Linked DNA regions of Mus musculus: region 1 is linked to region 2. The links are chromatin contacts, found by Hi-C or POLR2A ChIA-PET in ENCODE. All regions are on one chromosome and are shown on one strand. The core of a region is the stretch at or near the end of the contact, and the rest is flanking DNA. Distances in the headings are between cores, read along the strand shown. Region 1 holds the start of Sepsecs (Sep (O-phosphoserine) tRNA:Sec (selenocysteine) tRNA synthase). Region 2 holds the start of 9230114K14Rik (RIKEN cDNA 9230114K14 gene).

Evidence for each region. A loop is a pair of places that touch in the nucleus more often than their neighbours do. ChIA-PET counts read pairs that join two places held with the same protein, here RNA polymerase II (POLR2A).
Region 1: a loop to region 2 is called in a map of regulatory T cell, with 2.6 times the contacts of the local background. The contact joins the promoter of Sepsecs here to the promoter of 9230114K14Rik in region 2. A Hi-C loop is called at or near these places in 2 of 37 maps with a recorded cell type or tissue (T-helper 2 cell and regulatory T cell). POLR2A ChIA-PET finds 5 or more read pairs at or near these places in 2 of 5 experiments (Patski and embryonic stem cell).

What each region holds. Positions count from the first base shown.
Region 1 is chr5:52,667,637-52,674,390 of GRCm38, reverse strand. It overlaps Sepsecs (Sep (O-phosphoserine) tRNA:Sec (selenocysteine) tRNA synthase), which reads left to right and starts at 4,690. Exons shown (of 11, transcript NM_172490.4): 1 at 4,690-4,816; 2 at 5,338-5,492. The coding sequence starts at 4,703.
Region 2 is chr5:52,186,923-52,193,552 of GRCm38, reverse strand. It overlaps 9230114K14Rik (RIKEN cDNA 9230114K14 gene), which reads right to left and starts at 2,872. Exons shown (of 4, transcript NR_015537.2): 1 at 2,616-2,872; 2 at 1-635. It overlaps Dhx15 (DEAH (Asp-Glu-Ala-His) box polypeptide 15), which reads left to right and starts at 3,007. Exons shown (of 14, transcript NM_007839.3): 1 at 3,007-3,273. The coding sequence starts at 3,203.

The DNA of each region.
Region 1 (6,754 bases), core at 3,441-5,940, 480 kb before region 2:
CACAAAATAAAAAGGGGGCACAGCTTAAGACTTTAAGCTGGCCTTGGAGCTAAGAGAAGCTGATTGAAGTTATTCCCCATGGATGAAACGATCCAATTCAAGCCAAATTTAAGTATATAAAGGCAGGTTTATTGGGAAGCCACTCTAGGGTGGGTTTACTGGTCCCAAGGAAGGGCAGGGAAGTCACCACAGGGAAGGGGGAAAAGAAAGTGTGCACTTCTCTTTCTTTCAGGAAGAGAGAAATTCAGAGATAGGTTTTGGGGTGGGGTAGAGGTATGATGCAGGATCAAAATGGATTATATAAGTATGAGCTTTATTTATTTATTTATTTATTTTGGTTTTGTTGGAAAAGTTCAGGTCAGAAGGCAGAGTATGCCAGCCATGCCCTGTAGTAACTGGTAGGGACTGAGGGATGCTGGGAGAACCTGGAGTCCGTGTCCGCTTTGGTATGTAAAATACGCACTTCAGGCAGCAGTTTATCCCCCAGGTCTGGACCCCAACATCGACGACAACAAATACAATTATCTCTTCCTCCCTGGGCCAAACCCAACAAAACTAAAAGGTAAAACAACTAGCCCTAAGTGTGCTCTCATGTCCAGCACCTAGTTTGGAGCCACAGGAGAGCCTTTAGCTGACTCTAGCAGTAATAGAATATGGCTAAATGCTACTTCTTCGGTTGGCTGGAGAAAGCTGGGCACAATTTTTGCCATTGCCCATTGTACAGTTTTAGTTTTAATAAATGCCTCAATGGCCAAAGACTCGAGGTGGCTCATTCTCCGGTCTTCCCAGGCTCACCGGCTGTCCCTGCGAGCACCCCTCCCCCTTCATTAGCCGCTTTCTTAATCTTTCTATGAGTTTCCCTGGGGCTTTGTATGGGGAGTTGCTCTCTGGCAGGCGGCCCTAACCTTAGGCTACTTCACCCAAGGATTGCCGTGCTTCTGCAGTTGTCAAGGAACAGACACACAAGTTTTCCTGGGGTCCTTTAGAAATCGGCAGGCTCACTTGAATTGAGTCTCTACAACTAGCATTTCAAAGGGCTCAAAAAGAAAACAGAGGGCTAGTGAGTAAGGTAAAAAAAGAAAACAGAAATGGTCCATTTCCCAAACCAAAGATACCTTAATAGACTTAAGTTTACTAATCACAAAGAAGCTGGAGGTCCGCCTGCCCTCTGCACGGTTAGGTTAGCTCAGGTGGAGACATGGCACAGAGGTAAAAGGTGCTAATTGCTCTTTCAGAGGAACCTATTGTAGTTCCCACTCTCCAACATGGTCAGCTCTGACCTCCTGTAACTCCACGGATTAGACTCTTCTGACCCCTTGGGGCACCCATACATGCATGACATACATTCCCGCAGACAAAGTCACATTCACAGAAATAAAAAATCTTTAAAGAAGAAAGGAAAATTACAGCTTGCTCTATGACTAAGCCCACTTGTCAGAGAGAGGGGGAAGAGAATCCCAAGCCCCAGGAAGATGGGGAATCTGGGGTGGGGCTACACTATATGCTGCACAAGCACCCAGCCAATGAGAAAGAGCAGATATGACTATAAAAACCACTGCTCGGGCCGATCAGAATACCAGCCAATTATTTGTCTGTTTGTGCTGATGCCCATTTTCTGTAGAAATGTATGCAGGGGAGTGGGAAAATGTAATTTAAAAATGTTTTAGGTGTGCCAGGATTGGGGAGTGGTGATGGCCTTGGGACGCTGAAGGCAGCTAATTAGAAATGGGACATCTTATGTGACTGGTTTTGGGAACAGGAGACCCTGAGTTGGAGTAGGGGCAAAAATTGTACAGACCTAACTTGGAATCACAGTCCTAAAGTACAAGAAGAATCAGCTTGAAGCAAATGGGATTAGGTGTCCACTCCAAGTGGAAAATGGATTCAGTGGGGGGACACAGGGAGATAGATGGTGGGGACTATGTATGACTCATGACCCAAGGTAGAAACCGAGGCTTTACATTAGCTGGTATCATTTGGATCTCAACTAGTCATTTCCAGGTGGCAAGGATTTGGCCCATTACCCTACGAAGGTGATTGAATTCAAATTCAAAAACACCGTTGGTCTGATCAATATTGTAATAAACTTCCCCCCCCCCCCCCCGGGGAGGGATGGACACCAGTGAAGTGATTATGCTGAAACGCTTATGATCTTTTGCTCATATAATTGCAAGTGGGAGCACCAGTGGTTGAGCTTCCCTCTAGTCTTGTTTAATGAGGTTGAAATTGCTTGGGTGTTTAAGTGATGGGGACAGTGATAGACGTCCACGTAGCAGCCACTGTGCTGAGGGAAGTGAACGGCATTAGAGTAAATATGTCCTGGCCTACACCTACACAAGAATGAAAAGAGGTCAAAAGCCGGGCTCCACCTAAAGTGAGAAGGATGGGAGCAGATTTTCTAGTGAATGCAAGTAGATGGGAGCCTTGCCCGAAAAGGAAGCTGTCTACTTTAAGGTCATTGGCTTGTAATGAAGGTCCCAGTTAGCCTATAGCTTTAGAAGATGGGCTGTTTCTGAAAGATCTCTTTAAAACCCTCAGTTTGAAGTATCTTCTTGGGTTAACTTTTCATGCTGACAGAATTCTGGTCTGTTTTCTTTTCAATTAAAAAACACCATTAGTACACAAAATAGTGGGTTCCACGCATACTTTGGTTTTAGTCCTCCTTTCTTCTCCCTCCTCCATCTCCTTCCTCTCTTCCTCCCTCCCCTTCCTCCCTCCCACCATCCTCTCCCTCCCTCACTCCATCCCCTTCCCCTTCCTTCCTCCCCTTCCTCCCTTCCTGCATCCCTCCATCCCTTTTCCCTCCCCATCTCCTTTTCTCCATCCCCTTCCTCCTTTCCTTCATCCCTTTCCTCCTTTCCTTCATTGTCTTCCTCCCTCTCTCCATCCCCTTCCTCCCTCCCTCCATCCTTTTCCTCCCTCCCTCCATTCCCTCCCTCCCTCCCTCTGTTCCCTCCCTCCATCCCTCCCTCCCTCCTTCCACCCCCTTCCTCCCTCTCAGTGCTCCCTTCCCTTCCCAGTTTGCGTTGCAGGTGAGCATGCTCTTTGTTACCCCCTTTCCCACCCCTGCCACAGGGCAAGACAGTGCAGAGGTCCTTCCATCTCTCATTCTTGCTGAAGTCATTTTAGGTTTGACTAGAATTTGATCTTCTTGATAGAAGTAAGTGGCTTGGTTATTGTTAGAATTTTTTTTTTGACCCAGGTTAAAATAAAATCAGAACTTAGAGAGACTATACAGGCTGTATCTTTTGGCAAGGAAATACCACAGACCACCCTGAAAATGGACATACACTATCTAAAATACATTTTAAAAATCAATCTAAAAATGGTGAAATGGCCATTGAGGTCATGGTTCAGCCCACTTTTGTAGACTTTTCCTAGACTATGTTGTAGGCAGGTTACAATGATCCTCAGTTAACCTCAGTGATCTTTGTCAAGCTTCACAGCTAATGTTGACTTGGGAGACTAACCAGCTTGTCTATGTTGCAATGAGTGGCTCCATAGAGACATGTGATATCCTTTTGAAGATATCTGGTAGCCCCTAAGCAAATGTCCCGGGAGGCTCAGAGATTAGCCGAGCAAAAGGTCCAACCATTTACCACATCCTTTCTTTTCAAAGGCAGGGGCTAGGCACCGGTAGTGTACAATGGTGCCTTTGAATAGCTGCAGGATTGTGACCTTTGTATGCTCAGGGATTTTAATGGGTAAGAAAGCTGGCTTGGCAGTGATCTCTCAGAACATTTTCATTGTTTCCCACATCTCCCCTCTTTCCCCATGAGCCTTTATTTTTATATGGCTACGATTCTATGAAATAGTGCATTACAGAGTCCCGTAGCTTCTTGTCCATTTTTGTTGTGGTGCCCAAAAAAGGTGAGGAACTCTTCTTCCCTCAAACATTTCAAAGTCATATAGAATTTGCAGGCCATGTGTGCTTGCTTGCTGACATGTAAGTACATATATGTTCTACCAGTGGGGAATTCCTACATTTGGTAGACTACTACTATGTTCTAAAGATACACTATTCATGGACAAATGTTAGTACAAAGTTCTTAAAGGAATTCTGTAGATCTAAACTTAGTAGAGAAAACTCTAGATCTCAGGTAAGATATGCATAAGGTTCCTCTTCCCATAATATGATGGTGGGTTGAGTTATTGCAGATTATTGCATAATTTAAAATGAAAAGAGTAACTATCATGAGATAAATTTGCCGCGAGAGCAGGGCTCTATCCTTTCCTAAGGTTGTCAGGCAGTAGGAATTGCTGAAATATATCAAGGTATGTATGATGTAAGGTTCTGGAATCTGACACAGTCTGGGGAAGACTCAAACAATATGACTGGAACAGATCATAAATTGTCATTTCCTGAGAAGCCCACACAATGACTCTTCTGCCTTCTCTGCCCTCTCTTGAAGTACTAGTGTTCTTGATTACAAGAGGGCTTACCTAGCCCAATCCAACTCCCCTTTCTTCTGGCCGGAAACCCGTTAATCTTGCCAACTCTCTCATATATACTCAAGGTTTCCAACTTCTTCCCAAGTGCTTGTGGTGTTGGGGAATGGGAGTGGAGGGCCACCAAGACGGCTCTGCGCATGCGCGGAAGTCGAAGGCGGCGTCTTAGGGTGTTTTGGGTCCACGGCCGCCCCGTACCGTCCGGGCAGCGCGTTGCATCCTGGGCCTCGGTGTGTGTTCAGTGGGCGCCGTCATGAACCCGGAGAGCTTCGCGGCGGGCGAGCGGCGGGTGTCTCCGGCTTACGTGAGGCAGGGCTGCGAGGCTCGGCGCGCCCACGAGCACCTCATCCGGCTGCTTCTAGAGCAGGTACTCGGCGCTCGGGCTCGGCGTGTGCCGAGAGGGGCGGGGCAGCGCGGCGCCTTGGTGTGTGCGGAGCTGTCAAAGTCCAAGGGCTTGGTCCGCCGGGGCCATTCGGGGATAGATCGCATGCGGCCGGTAGACCTGCGCCCGCGGGCAGCTGCCCGCCGCACCTCTCTGGCCTCACCTCTTGACGGGAGTCCTGAACCGTAGTGCCCCCAGGGTCTGCCAGCCCCTAGTTTGAAAACTCACCCGAGGACGTCACCTTTTCAGTTTCCCTAACTCCACTGAGCCCTCGCAAACTTCAGTGGCCATATTACATAAGTCCGCAACCTCTATAGTTTGTAGTCAAATAGAAAACGAACGTTTGGCCAATTGGCAAACGTTCCTTCATAGCTGCTGAGTTTATTTCTGATGTGAGGAATCAAGGGTCATTAAAACACATTAAAAGGAATTCAAGTACATTGATGTGGAGTTTTAGGGGCCGATAATTTACCTGAATATAAATGCCATTACTTTTTTTTTTTAAGGGCAAGTGTCCAGAGGATGGCTGGGATGAAAGTACCCTCGAACTCTTTCTGCATGAGCTTGCAGTCATGGATAGCAACAATTTCTTGGGTAATTGTGGTGTGGGAGAAAGGGAAGGGAGAGTGGCCTCTGCTTTGGTTGCTCGACGACATTACAGGTATGGTTCTTAAACTACTTATGAAATTATTTACTTATTCATTCATTCTGGGAATGGGAGTGGAAGGAACTTAAAATAATGGTGGTGGTATTCCTACTAAATTATAAAGTTTCCACTCAGAAATAATCCCTTCCCTCATGAAATGGGTAATGGGTACAGAAATCAAACGGAACTGAGAGATGGAACTGAGAGACTTGGAGCTTTCAAGACAGTAGTTCTGATATATGGTGGTTTCCTCTTTCATCCAGCAGACTGGTCAACATCACTGGTGCTGTGTTCTGACAATATTTAAACTAGTACATCTGTTATAAAAACTTAATGAAGCAAAACAAAGCAAAATTTAAAAAAGCATAGTTACGGCTGAGGAGCTGGCTCGGTGGTTAAGAGCACTGACTGTTCTTCCAGAGGTCCTGAGTTCAATTCCCAGCAACCACATGATGGCTCACAACCATCTGTAAGGGGATCTGATGCCTTCTTCTGGTGTGTCTGAGGACAACTACAGTGTACTCATATACATAAAATAAACAAGTCTTTAAAAAAAAAAAACAGTTCATTTCAAAAGGAATAAGAGTTATTCTAGAGATACATATAAGTGACAGGTGACCCCAAATATTATGTTCTTCTGGATGGTAACAGTTCCATGAAATTTTTATGTAAAATAGTCGCAGAACAAAATCATAGGCCAAGACACTTTTTGACTACACTAGTAGAAATATAGAGGTAGGCATGTTTAGGAAAAGCAGGGAAATTCCGTTGCAGGCCCTGGCTGTTGTCTGATGACATTCTTAGCTTATGGGTAGGTGAAGCTAGGGGGTTTCTGTCCCTTCCAGAAGGATTGACCTAATAGTCACAGGGTTGCTAGGTCACACAGAGGGAAGATGTTTTGGTTCTTGGCCTGCCAGTTGCTAACTTGCCACAATCATAGACGTTCAGCCAGCCTTGCAGAGTGTTTACCATGGGCGTGGCCTTCTTTCTTTTTCTTTTTTCAAACTTCACTTGATATACATCATGGTTGTGTGTTGTTGTGTTGTTGTTGTTTTTTTTCTTTTTTAAGACATTCTCACTTTGTAACTGTGGATGGCCTAGAACTCACTTTGTAGCTCCTGCTGGCCTCAGACAAAGAGGTTCACTTGCCTCTGTCTCCTGACTCATAGGATTAAAGGTGTTCAACCCCACTTGCAGCCATGTTTTCTTTGTAATGTACAGGTTTTACTGGAGAGTAGAGCGTGTTTATCACTGTCTGAATTCCAGCAGATGGGGGA
Region 2 (6,630 bases), core at 1,623-4,122:
AGTCTGATCTCATCTCAAAAACCCCCAAACAACTGGAGTCAAGCACCTGGAGTCTTTCTAGGACCCCTGTGGGTCTTTATCTAATGTCTCTTTCCTCAGAGCCTCTTCTTTCAACAGTAGTGGAGACCAAGACCACTTAGCATATGTTCTCACCACCCCAGTCCTCTGTAGATGGCATTCTTAGGACTTGTCTTCACAAAGCAGCTTTCCACGCTGTTAAATGCTGTTTCTCTCCTTCCAGAAAGTTCATGAAGGCAGAAAACATGGCTGTCCTGTTTTGTTATTGTTGTTGTTTTTTGGTTTTTGGTTTTTCCCCGGGTTCTCTAGCACTTAACTTAATGCCAGACATAGACTTAAAAATATCCATTGAATGAATAAATTAAAGATTGGTTGGTGGATAGTCTTGATGTCAACTTGACTGTATCTGAAATCAATTCAAAGCCAAGCAGCTGGGTGTACCTGTGAGCATTTTCTTTTTCTTTCTTTTTTTCTGAGACAGGTCTCATGATGTAGTTCTGGCCATCCCAGAACTCACTAAGTAGACCAGGAGGGCCTGGAACTGACATCCACCCACCTGCTTCTGTGTCCTGAGTGCTGGAATTAAAGGTGTTCTTCCACCTTCTTGGTGGCAGCCCCTATAAAAAGAAGAACGAAGGCTTTGTTCTTTTCCTGCTTGTCTTCACGTTCACTGGCCAGTTCATCTGTCCTGCTGCCAGGGTATTCCTTCCTGGGTTTTAGAACCTATCTTTTGGGATTAACCCCCCCACCCCCCCACCCCCCCCCACCACATACACACATAGACCAAAGATCAGCTGAGACATTCAGCCTCATGGACGGAACAAGTACCGGATTCTTGGCATTTCTGTTGGATGACAGTGACTAGCTAGAACATGATCTATAATTCACTTTAATAAATTCCCATGTGTGTGTGTATACATACATATGTATTTTCATTCCCATATATAGGACCCTGACTAATGCAATTAAGTAATAACAGTATAGAGTAGTAGTTATCTCCTCTAGTTTGGACCATGTCTTAGGATTTTACTGCTGTGAACAGACACCCTGACCAAGGCAACTCTTATAAGGACAACATTTAACTGGGGCTGGCTTACAGGTTCAGAGGTTCAGTCAATTATCATCAAGGCGGGAACATGGCAGCATCCAGGCAGGCATGGGGCAAGAGGAGCTAAGAGTTCTATATCCTCATTTGAAGGCTGCTAGCAGACTACTGGCTTTCAGGCAGCTGGGATGAGGGTCTTAACACCCACACCCACAGTGACACACCGACTCCAACAGGGCCACACCTTCTAAACCACTCCCCAAGCCAAGCATATAAAAACCATCACATCCTCATTAGCCTATATCGGAGAGGTAACTTGCATGAGCTCATCACAGGAATGACCCATTAATACACATTTTGGAGGGAAGAGGATGATCATGGGGGTTTACAAGGCTCAAGACTCTGCACAAGAACTTCAAGAGGACCCTCCTGTCTAGGAACTATAACAAGGAATACAACTGACAGGGGTGGAATTCTTCAGTAATGTAGGTACCTGAAAGATGCTCACAGGACTTTTCAGTGGCTCGTGTGTGTGTGTGTGTGTGTGTGTGTGTGCGCTCGAGTGCATGTGGGGGGGGGGGGAGGAGGGGGGAGAGGGAAGGAGTGAGGGAGGGAGAAAGACAGAGAGAGTCACTATATAGTTCTGGCTGTCCTGGAACTCACTACGTAAAACAAACTGACTCTGAACTCATAGAAATCTGCTTGGCTCTGCCCTCAGGAGTGCTGGGATTAAAGGTACTCACTACCATATCTAGCCTAACAGGTTGTCAATGTACATTTAGACAGTTGTGTTGGATATTGTGAAAGTTACAATATCATCTGTTGTGTTTCTGTTGTATTTAATCTTAGAGATTATCCTTCTGAGAATTTTCGAGGGACTAGAGCCAAGGAGCAGCAAAGGAGAGTCTTGACATGAAGTGATACCCTGTATTTGGGCTGATCCTTAGACCTCTTTCGCCCACACTTCTGGAAATGAATGTAATTGAGTATGCACAATGGCTGAAGGGAGAAAGATACACAACCTCTTAAGTGTCACCTTGCCTCAACAACTTGCCATTACAGTGGAGTCTTAATGGATGAGCTATTTGTTGATTTCCTTCAGTCCAGGTAACCATGTCTATAAAATGTCTTTCAGGGTTCACTCTACTAAGGAGCACAGCAACTAGGCATGCTGGGGCACGCCTTTAGTCCCAGCACTGGGAGGCAGAGACAGCCTAACCTCTGAATTCCAGGCTAGCCTCTTCTACAGAGCTTGTTTGTGGACAGCCAGAGCCACACAGAGAAACCCTGTCTCAAAAAACCAAACCAAACCAAACCAAACGAGGACAGAGATAGGGCTAATGTCTCTGAGTGCCTAATATGCACTCATATACACACAAACGGAGCAAGATTAGGGCAGAGGATTGGAGGCAAAATACAGTGCCCAGTGCGATTACCTCCAATTTTCTGAACCCTATACAAAACACCTATACCTTGAACAAATAGATGTTATCTGTTCTGGGGTGAATGGACAAAACGAGTCACAGTAATTAAAGTTAACATTTTTTCTCACCGCTACAGGGCATCTGGCGCAACAACTGCAAATTCTCGTTCTGGAGTTATAAATTGTGTCCTGCTTTGCCACTTGCCAGCTGTGTGATCTTGTTTTTCTTATCCTTCCTGAGCTTCATACCCTAAAAGCAAAAAGTATATACACAGCTGGATAGATTTCCTAAACAGGACTAGGCTTTTTCAACTTTCCCAACGAACTCCAGGCGGCAAGTGACAGCTTGAGGCGCGTTTCGGTCCTTAGCAGCAGCTCAGATCAGCTCTCAGAGAGACGCGAGGGGAAAGGGAGGAGCCCGCGGGAACTCAGAGCCATTTCAGCCAATCGCACAGCGGGCGGGACGGGAGTTCCCGCCTCCGGACGGCGTGCGCGCGCACCACGCCGGCACGCCCGCCGCGGAGGCGCGCACGCAGGCCCTGCCCTCGTCGCGGCCGCCATTTTAGCTCCTGGTTCGGGCCGCACGGAGCGGGCTGTGGTGGCGGGAGGGGTGGGGGTCCCCGCGAGTTGAGCCGCGGGCCTCTTGTGCGTGGATCCGGCTGCCGGAGTCTCTCTTCTTCCCTCCTTCCTAAGCGTCCGCTTCTGGGAGTGCGAGGATGTCCAAGAGGCATCGGTTGGACCTGGGGGAGGATTACCCCTCCGGCAAGAAGCGTGCGGGGACCGATGGGTAAGCCAGGCCGGGGCGCGCAGTCGCGGCTCGGGCTTTGTTGGATGGTGGCGGGGAGCAGGCCCGGCTGCCGAGCCTTTGTCTGCCGTCGGCCGGCTGGGGCGCGTGCCGAGTGTGTGCGGCCGGGGCGAGCGGCCTGTGGCGGCCACGAGGCCGCGGAACGGCGGGCGTGCGGAGCGGGCCGCGAGGCCTCGGTGCTCGCGTGAGGCCCGCAGCCGGAACCGGATGGCCAAGGGCACTGCCCCCGTGGGCGGCGGCGGGCGCTGTCTGTTTTGGGGGAGGATAGAGGCGAGCCGACCTCGGGGCGCACTGTTTGGCGGGAGACGAAGGGCCTTCTTCCATTGAGGCACTTCAGGAGAGGCCGTTGCCAACTTCCGCCCTCTGCCTGCCCTCCCGCCATCTCCTTTATTTCCTGCTTTGCTTAAAAGCCGGCTTTGCTTTTAAGTAGCATCACTGGGGTAGGCCTGTGAAAACACGTATTTCCCCCTCCGCTCTGGAAGTTATTTCTATCTCCTCCCCACTTTGGACGCACTTTTCAAAAAAGTGATCTTAAGCGTGTTTGAACAAACAACACCCACGTGCAGATTGAGAAAGGCTTACACCGATTCCTGGTCTGGCATTTTAGTTCCTTTTCTTAGACTTTTCGCAAAGACAGGGCATTTAGCAAGTAAGCAGTTGTATTATCATTTTCCAGTCTTTTCTTTCACAGTTCATACTTAAAATGTACTTTTGTTTATATTCCTACCCTCCCATTTTAATTAGTTGTATGTTTATGCTTCGGCAGTACAGGGATCTGTTGGGTTAATTAAAAAATATATCCACGGAAGTCCAAATGTCCAAAACAGTTGTAGGATTTTATCATTTTCTTATGTCTTGTGACACCGACTCGCTGTCAAGTCAGATGTGTGGTCTCTTGAGTTTTTGTTAACGGAAAGTCCTTTGGGATTGATTTCTAACTACCAGTGTGAGAATAGGTCAGGATAGGATGCGTTCTGTCGCTCTCCTTAGGTTGAAATATTGAATACGGAAAGCAGGTTTGTTATGTTTTGATTGTGTAGGTTTTTTTTTTTAAAGCTTATAACACTAAGCATTGTAATAATAAAACATCCCAAGACAGCTGTTCTCTCAAGCAAACATTCCAAATGTTAGTAATTGAGCTCCATCAGTTCTTAGGTAGAAACAGCTCATGAATATTCTCCAAGGGAGAGCAAAGTTGCAGTGAGCTTTTTCCATAGATTATAGTGGTATGTAGAATTCTCCTTTTCTCAACAGGAAACTTAGTACTGTAGTTAGGCATCACAACCTGTCATAAATGGCATTTATATTGGATTGATAAAGTGGGGAACTTCTGTGAAGTTAAAGTTAATGTCACATTTGGCTAAGATGCAACTAATTTCTCTCCTTATAGAGGTCACATTGGGATGAACACTGAGTTTGTGCAAGCAGAGTTTTTTTGTGTGTATGTTCACGACTCAATGCTTTTATTGCAATTGGGGCTCCACATTACAGTGATTATGGTCATTTCTCTTGCAAAACATACAACATTGGCAAAATGGACTTTGCGTATATCGCGGGTAGCTTCATGTTTCCTCTGAATATTTCATATTTGTCACTAAGTACAGGAGAGTCCTTGATTTCTAGAGATTCTGCAAGGCAGTTTTTGCAGTTTCCTAAGTTTTTTGAGTACCTTTTCTTATAGAACTGGTTTTCTTTAGCAATACAGTATTTGTGCTTGGTATTTTTTTTTTTTTCCTTACTTGATTTGAAGGCACTTTTGACTGCCAGGGACTCTTTGCTTCCCTCCCTCCCCCTCTTTGCTCTTGTTTAGTGTATTTGACAGCATAGGCTTGTTCATTTTGTCACCCCAGCTGTCACCAGACCTTGCTGTCTCCATTCCAGCACGTGTGGGTGGGGGTGGGGGTGGAGGGGCGGCCAGGAGAAGAAACCACGGAGTCAGTTACCTCCTCTTGACCATGATGGCCTCAGGGGTCAACCCAGTTTTTCAGTCTGAGCCATCTCACCAGCTCCCAAGAAATCTGGGAAGGACATTTTTATCCTAATGGTTCTTAATATTCCTGATAAGAATTTGTAATTATGTGTTTCACTACAATCCCGTGGTAGCTGAAATTAAATAATAAGATGATAAGATGCAAAGGGCAAGAAATTTTCACACATAAATGTATAAAGAAAAAAGCAGTAAGCTACTACAAATCATTATTTCCATCTTTGGAGTCCATACTTATTCCTAAATACAAAATGTAATATCAGTGAGCTCTTGGGATTTGGGTCCCATTGGCTGTGTAGTACAGTAGTTGTCTCTTGTCTTGCTCATTGGTGTTAAGTGCTTTCCTCGAATTTTCTGTAGATGAAAGTATGAGTATCCTTATGTATGCACGTTAATGCACATGCTTAGAAGTTCCCAAAGTGAGACTGTCAGAAAAAAAGTAGTTTATATAAAATATCTAGAGTAGATGACTAGTTTCCATACTTACTAGCAGTATATTAGTGCCTATTATTATTCCAAGTACAATTTAAACTGAAACATCAGTAGTAACCAGTGTTTGTTGGTACATTTCAGATATTCCAGGCATTATTACATGTATTATCTTATTAAATGTTTTTAGTTCCATCTTAAAAGCCACAGCTTGCATGTGAGCAAGAAAACATTGTTCTTAATAATTGTCAGTGTTGACTAAAGTGCTGTTTAAAGCACTTTTCCTTCCTTCCTTCCTTCCTTCCTTCCTTCCTTCCTTCCTTACTTCCTAAAAAGAGACAGCATCTCTCTACTACTGCGTAGCCCTGGCTATTAGAAACTCACTATGTAAACCAGGCTGGCCTCCAGCATAAGCAAGAGATCAGCCTGCCTCTGCCTCCTGAGTGCTGGGAGTAAAGGCATGTAACCATCACACTGAGATTGTTTTTAGTTTCTTTAAAGTTAAAAGCATTGCTTCAACTTGAAAATTTTTATGAACAAAACTTTTATAGTTAAAGTTTCCATTTAAACAAGAAAATGTGTATATGGTCATGTCTATAATGTATACAATGTGGAGAGGCCATGGATCCTCATCTAACAGACCTTTTGTATCATCATCATTCAGAGTAGCCAGTGTGAACTGCAGCAGCGTTCCTAGGCATTGCATCAGTTTTCTGCATATCCCTAAATGTTTCTTGATAGTTGATGTTTTTTCCACTTTGCAGAGTAGATAAAGTGAGTTTTAGGCCTTTGCTGTGGTTTTTATTTAAATTTTCACCTCACTGATTAGCAAATCCTTGTGTTTTGCATTGTATTTCTTTCTCTGCTATAGTAATGGAGCTGTAGGTGAAGTGTGTCTTGGAAAAAGGTGTGTGTTAGTATAA